2 separate regions of the Homo sapiens genome follow, and region 2 is linked to region 1. Evidence: chromatin loops called from intact Hi-C (ENCODE). Cell type or tissue: PC-9. All regions are shown on one strand. Each heading gives the region's core, and the rest is flanking DNA. Links, peaks and the distances in the headings are about the cores only.

Evidence for each region. Hi-C counts contacts between places; a loop is a spot of excess contacts. Peaks named below come from ENCODE experiments on the same cell type or tissue, not always from the same donor. Only the 100,000 strongest peaks of a DNase experiment are listed, where the experiment ranks them.
Region 2: it touches region 1 in a loop (5-fold over the local background); 5 of 110 quality-filtered maps call a loop at or near these places.

Annotation. Positions count from the first base shown.
Region 1 is chr2:177,241,370-177,244,284 of GRCh38, reverse strand. The region is part of intron 1 of NFE2L2 (NFE2 like bZIP transcription factor 2); the gene reads left to right. Among named protein-coding and RNA genes, the nearest start is that of MIR3128, 13 kb to the left of the region's middle. In PC-9, for the core only: no CTCF peak of the experiment used is centred there; DNase peaks (open chromatin) are centred at 1,634 and 2,074; H3K4me3 peaks cover 2,311 bases; H3K27ac peaks cover 2,500 bases.
Region 2 is chr2:177,170,113-177,173,027 of GRCh38, reverse strand. No RefSeq gene overlaps it. Among named protein-coding and RNA genes, the nearest start is that of MIR4444-1, 41 kb to the left of the region's middle. RefSeq lists enhancers at 2,581-2,750, 2,329-2,915. In PC-9, for the core only: no CTCF peak of the experiment used is centred there; DNase peaks (open chromatin) are centred at 577 and 1,487; H3K27ac peaks cover 1,526 bases.

The DNA of each region.
Region 1 (2,915 bases), core at 280-2,779:
TGTCACCCAGGCTGGAGTGCAATGGCGCGATCTTGGCTCACTGCAACCTCTGCCTCCCCGGGTTCAAGCGATTCTCCTGCCTCAGCCTCCCGAGTAGCTGGGACTACAGGCACCCGCCACCATGCCTGGCTAATTTTTTTGTATTTTTAGTAGAGACGGGGTTTCACCGTGTTAGCCAGGATGGTCTCAATCTCCTGATCCTGTGATCCACCTACCTCAGCCTCCTAAAGTGCTGGGATTACAGGCGTGAGCCACCGCACCCAGCAAGGATCTTTTTTTTTTTTTTTAAAGCTAAGTGTTTTATACATATAATAATATTGTTAATAAAATGTATCTAAAATTCATACCACCAGCACACAAGGTCTCCGGCTAGCAGCAGTAAATGGCATTTAGTACTTACTTAGCCCCCAAGCCTGGATGACTGACTATACTGACTTATTATTACTTTTAGCTATTTGTAGGTAGTTACATCTGAAAATTGACCAGGCACAGTGGTTCATGCCTGTAATCTCAGCACTTTGGGAGACCAAGGCAGGAGGATCAGTTGGGGCCAAGAATTTGAGACCAGCATGAGTAACATAGCAAGAACCATCTCTACAAAAAATAAAAATTAACCAGGCATGGTGATGCATGCTACTTGGGAGGCCAAGGTGGGAGGATCACTTGAGCCTGGGAATTAGAAGCTGCAGTGAGCTAGGAAGGTGCCACTGCACTCCAGCCTGGGCAACAGAGCAAGACTCTTAATCTCTTTTAAAAAAAAAATCTGAAAAGGACCCCAAGGATTGAACTTTATCTTTACATTTATCTTTACAAATCCAGGATCAAAAGAGAGGGTAAAGGATCACTTGGGGAGTTTAGAAGTGGCAGAAGTATCTGTAGAAGCCTTACGGTGTGAATGTGCTGGATTGTGTGTGCCCACCCTCATGGGGGACTTCCTTGGAGGATGAGGGTACACCAGCATGGGCAGCAAAGCTGTTTGACCTCAAGGTGGAGATCTGAGCCACCTGGTCAGTCCATGCCCAGTTAATTTCTATGGAGGTTTGGTAAAGTAGGTTAGGGAGTTGGATCCAATGTTCCTGAAGTTTCTGTTGGTAATATGGCAGGGGTCGGGTCGGGTGTGGGGAGGGTTGGATCATTCTAAGGGCAGTACAAGACCTAATCCCAAAGGTGAGAAGTTCCTCTCTGTGGAGGACAGCATTTAGAACTCAATACATACATGGCTTGTTCAAAAATGGGGAAGAGATTAGAAAAATTTATCCTAATGTTTGCTTGTCAAACCAAGCCATTCTCTCAGCAAAGTAGTGAAACCCTTACATAAGTCCTTTGAAGCCTAGCAGCAGTATCCTACTCAAACACAAACCACCAAAAAAAAAACAAAAAAAAAACAAAACCTCCTTGGGGACTCAGATGTGAACCTCTCATGGAAAATTCAGTACCATGTGCTTTTTGTAGCAGGTAGGATCACCTGCTGTTTTGGAAATTAACTTTTTTTCTGACATCTTTTTGACCGAACTCTGCATGTGCCTCTTGAGAAAATAATCCAAATTCTTGCTTTCTTCACTTTCCAGTTTTGCTTTATCTTTGCATCATGCTCTGCAGTTTACAGACAAGCATAATGGGTGAGAGTTCCAGTAAATTGGCTGGATCATATTTCTTAGATTGAGTCATGACTGAGGAACTTGTTTGGGAACAGGAAGCAGCCCATGAAAATGGCTGCACATAGTAACCTGCCAGATTGAAGAAACCGGACCACTTTCTAGTGGAAAGATAAAAGGGCAGAAAAATGGTTCTATAACTCAGGGAATGGTAAATTTGTGAACTAGGGTTTTAACTTGTTGAATAATACGTCTTTGTGTGTATTTGGGCTTTTTTATGCTGTTAAAAGTCTCTAGTTATTCAAGATAAGGGAAAGGAAAACTTGGATTCGTGGTAACTGTTGCTACCTCTTAAATGTCTCTGCTGATGTATACAACATGTTGCTAGGCCAGTTATTTTTTTTAAGGCACTGTAGTTACATAGAAATAAACCTGGCAACATTTACACTTGGCCTCGATAGGCTGTAAGGCCCCTTTTGTCTCCAGTATTCTGTGTTTCTGTATTTTAATCACCTACTTTACACTTACTGTAGCAACACAATCAAGATAGCAAATCAGTCTAATAAAACCAAAAGTACTGGAATGTGGGAAATAGAAAGAATGACCTAGAATTCTTGCTGAGAAAACAATTGGTATTGCTATATTCTTGTAATGCAGTGTGAGAGAAGCCAGAGAAGTAAATAGGCAGATACATATCTATGAAATGTAATTAGTCATCAGCAAGATGTATTTTAAAAACACATCTGCTTGGTGTCATTTTGCTTTATCTAATAAGGATTACGACTGCAAGGCAGAGATTTGTAAATGAAGGAGATCTCTGTTGTTTTTGTTTTGTTTTTGCTTTTGTTTTGTTTTAAGACAGGGCTGGAGGGCAGTACATGATCATGGCTCACTGCAACCTTCATCTCCTGGGCTCAAGTGATCCTCCCACATCAGTTTCCCAAGTAGCTGGGACTACAGCAGTGTCTCACCATGTCTGGCTAATTTTTAAATTTTTTTGTAGAGTTGAGGCCTGTGTTGCCCAGGCTGGTCTCAAACTCCTGGGCTCAAGTGATTCTCACACCTCAGCCTCCCAAAGAGCTGGGATTACAGGTGTGAGCCACCGTGCCTGGCTGTTATTTTATCAATTCCTCAAAATTCAAGCATGCCCTCAAATATTTTTGCAGCCTCATATAGCTCTTAATTTGGTTTATATTCATCCAGATGGTAGGATATGATTCATGTTCCACCTGGTTTTCTTCAGAAATACTTAGACAGTGTCTATGGAAAAAAACATTGAACCAGATTTAGCTTTTAGGTAAATAATATAATCACCTGGGA
Region 2 (2,915 bases), core at 101-2,600, 71 kb after region 1:
GTCAGTTAAGTAATTATAGAAATGGATTTGTTCCAGAAAAAATGCTACTCCTCTATATTTTATGGACCAGAGAGCAAGGTCAATATTTAAGTTCTTGCTAACATTTTTGTTCCTTTTGGGTTCTGGTATTGGAATACTGTATTGACTTATCCCACATTACTTTTGGTTTTCTGATATTTTCTTCACCTGCTTAGTGTAGTGGCTCCCTAAAATTGCATTTTGAGAACTCACCATCAACTATGTTATAATAAAGTGTTGGTGATTTAATCATTAAATCACTCTTCCTTAGGTCACCACCCCACCCTTCCCAGCTCCTTTATCAGGCTTTGCCAGGTCAGATTTCAGGTCACAATATAGCTATTTTTTACTTTCTTCTCTTATCCCAAGAGGCTAACTGGTGTAGGAAGATGCCAAAACTGGGCTTGGGCTTAAGGGGAGGGAGAGAACCCCTTTAGAGTATAAATTGTGTACTTTGGCCTATTAGCCAGAGATCTCTGTATTGGGATTTTAGGTGTATGGTTCTGGCTTAGTCAGCTAGGGATGCCATAACAAAATACCACAGGCTGGGTGACTTAGACAATAGGAATTTGTTTCTCACAATTCTGGAGGCTGGGATAGCCAAGCCATCAAGGAGACAGCTGATTTGGTTCCCTGGTGAGGGCTCTTTTCCTGTCTAGTGCAAAGCCACCTTCTCCCTGTACCCTTACATGGGGGCTGGGGTGGGGTGGGGAGGAAGCAAGTTCTCTGCTGTTCCCTCATAAGGGCACTTATCCCATTATGAGGGCCCCACTATCATGACATCATCTAAACCCTCATCACCTCTGCCAAAAGACAAAGTTACAACAAATTTAGTTTGAAGATCAGATTGGCTTTTATTAGCAATTCACAAATAAGAGAGCATCTCATTTAACAATTTAGAAAAGGCACTCTGCTGGGCATGACAGAGCAGTTTATTTTTGTAAGGTGGGAACAAGGAAACAATGATTTAAAAAAATTTTAAATATACTTTTCAAAAAATAATAAAGACAGAGTTTCGTGCTGTTGCTCAGGCTGGTCTCAAATTCCTGCAGTCAAGTGATCCTCCAACCTTGGCCTCCCAAAGTGCTGGGATTACAGGCATCAGTCGCTGCGCCCAGCCAAACAAGAATTTTTAAGAAAGAGGAATGGTTAACATCAGGTTACTTCATCAGGTTACCTTTCCTTGTAAGGGTTAAAGTAGAGGGAACTTCCTTTTCTTGCCAGCTCAGGTTGACTGGGGCCTTTCTGATTGGTAGCTGTGAACCTTCTGTTTTCGGGATAACACTCTGTTTGGGGTTTTCCCTGCTTCCTTAAAGTTTTAGTTTGATTATGTGGCATGAGTGACTCCATTTTGGTCTAGCCTTTTGGGGCCTGGCATAGAAGCTGTCTGTTACTGGGGCAGCCCTGATGAAATAACTGGGAAAGTTCCTCTTTTAAATGCTTTCCTTTAGTCGCTTTATTTATAGGCACAGCTGCTTAAAGAAACCAGACAGGCCAGAATGGCGCCAGAGCTTTTTGACCCCTGGCAAGATACCAGAAGGAGATAAGACCTGCTAACCAGCGCAAACTGCAACAGTGATCCCTAGTTGCCTTCAGATCATTAACATATCATTATAATGCTAAAATCCCTCCCCTAAAAGAAAAATCTCTTCCATTTTCTGTACATGCATTGTATGAAGATGTATGTTTTTGAATTAAGCCTGTGTGTCTGGAGTCCCACCCTGCACATGCTAACATCCCTCTCCCTCCCTATACCCAGTCCCTAAAGTACCCATAACTTCTACTGTTCAGGGAGAAGGGGCGTTTAGAGCGAGAGCCTCCCCTTCTTCCTTCTTGGCCAGTGAATAAAACCTGATTGCCTTTTCCAACTGGACATTCTTCCTTTGCCATCAATACAAAGTGGGGAAAAAACTCAGTTTACTGGCAACAAGTCCAAACCAATGGCCTCATGTAAATTTTATTTAATACCTCCCAAAGGTCACCTCTCCAAATACCATCACACTGGGGTTCGGGCTTCAAGATATGCATTTTGGAGGGGATACAATTCAGTCCATAGCAGGTTCTTTGATTTCCCATTTCTCATTGATTCTGAGTATCTTTCCCAGGTAACTGCTGGGAGGAGAGGTGCCTAGGTCAATGCAGGAGTTAAATACTTTTGGTCGCTTGTCTTAACAGCATGAATTTCAAGCAGAGCTTCTAGGAGTGGCTGCTCAGTTTTGGACTGCAGTTACCTGCCCCCATCTCTCCCTTGGCCGGGCTCTAATGCAGGGCATCTTTTCCTAACGTATACAAAGGCTTGTTTCTGGCTTGTTTTTTGAACGGATTCCAAATCTTACAAGTGTAACAGTAACGATCCCATTAGATACGCAGATTCTGACCCAATTTCCTAGGACTGAAAAAAAAAAAAAAAGAATGATTTTGAAAGGTGAAAATAAATCAGTCCTCATGTCATGCAGCTGAGGTTCTCCCTCTTCCCCAAGAGTGATTTTTTTTTTTGTTGGGACACTTTTCCACATCTCACACATACCCTGTTCCTCCACTCCCTACTCATTTGCCTGACTTGTCTGGATATGTTTAAGTAGCACACCCAGTCTGAGTCCATTGTCAAGGGCCCCTCGAGGCCTCTGCAAGGCCTGCCCTGCCAGTTTGACAAACATGCCCAGGCATGCTTGAACTCCAGCAATGGACAACAGATTTTCCACTATACAAATAAAGGGAGGAAGCAGGCAAAGAAGTATTGCAGAGGTCCAGGAAAAGAGAGGGAGAGCACAGTGCCACTGTGCCACTGCCTGCCTCAGGTTCTCTTTTGATTTGCATTTTTAATGGTAAATTTTGGTACAAAAGTTGCCATATACTCAGCGGTCAGCCTTTCTCCTCTCCACATCTTGGGCCATAAG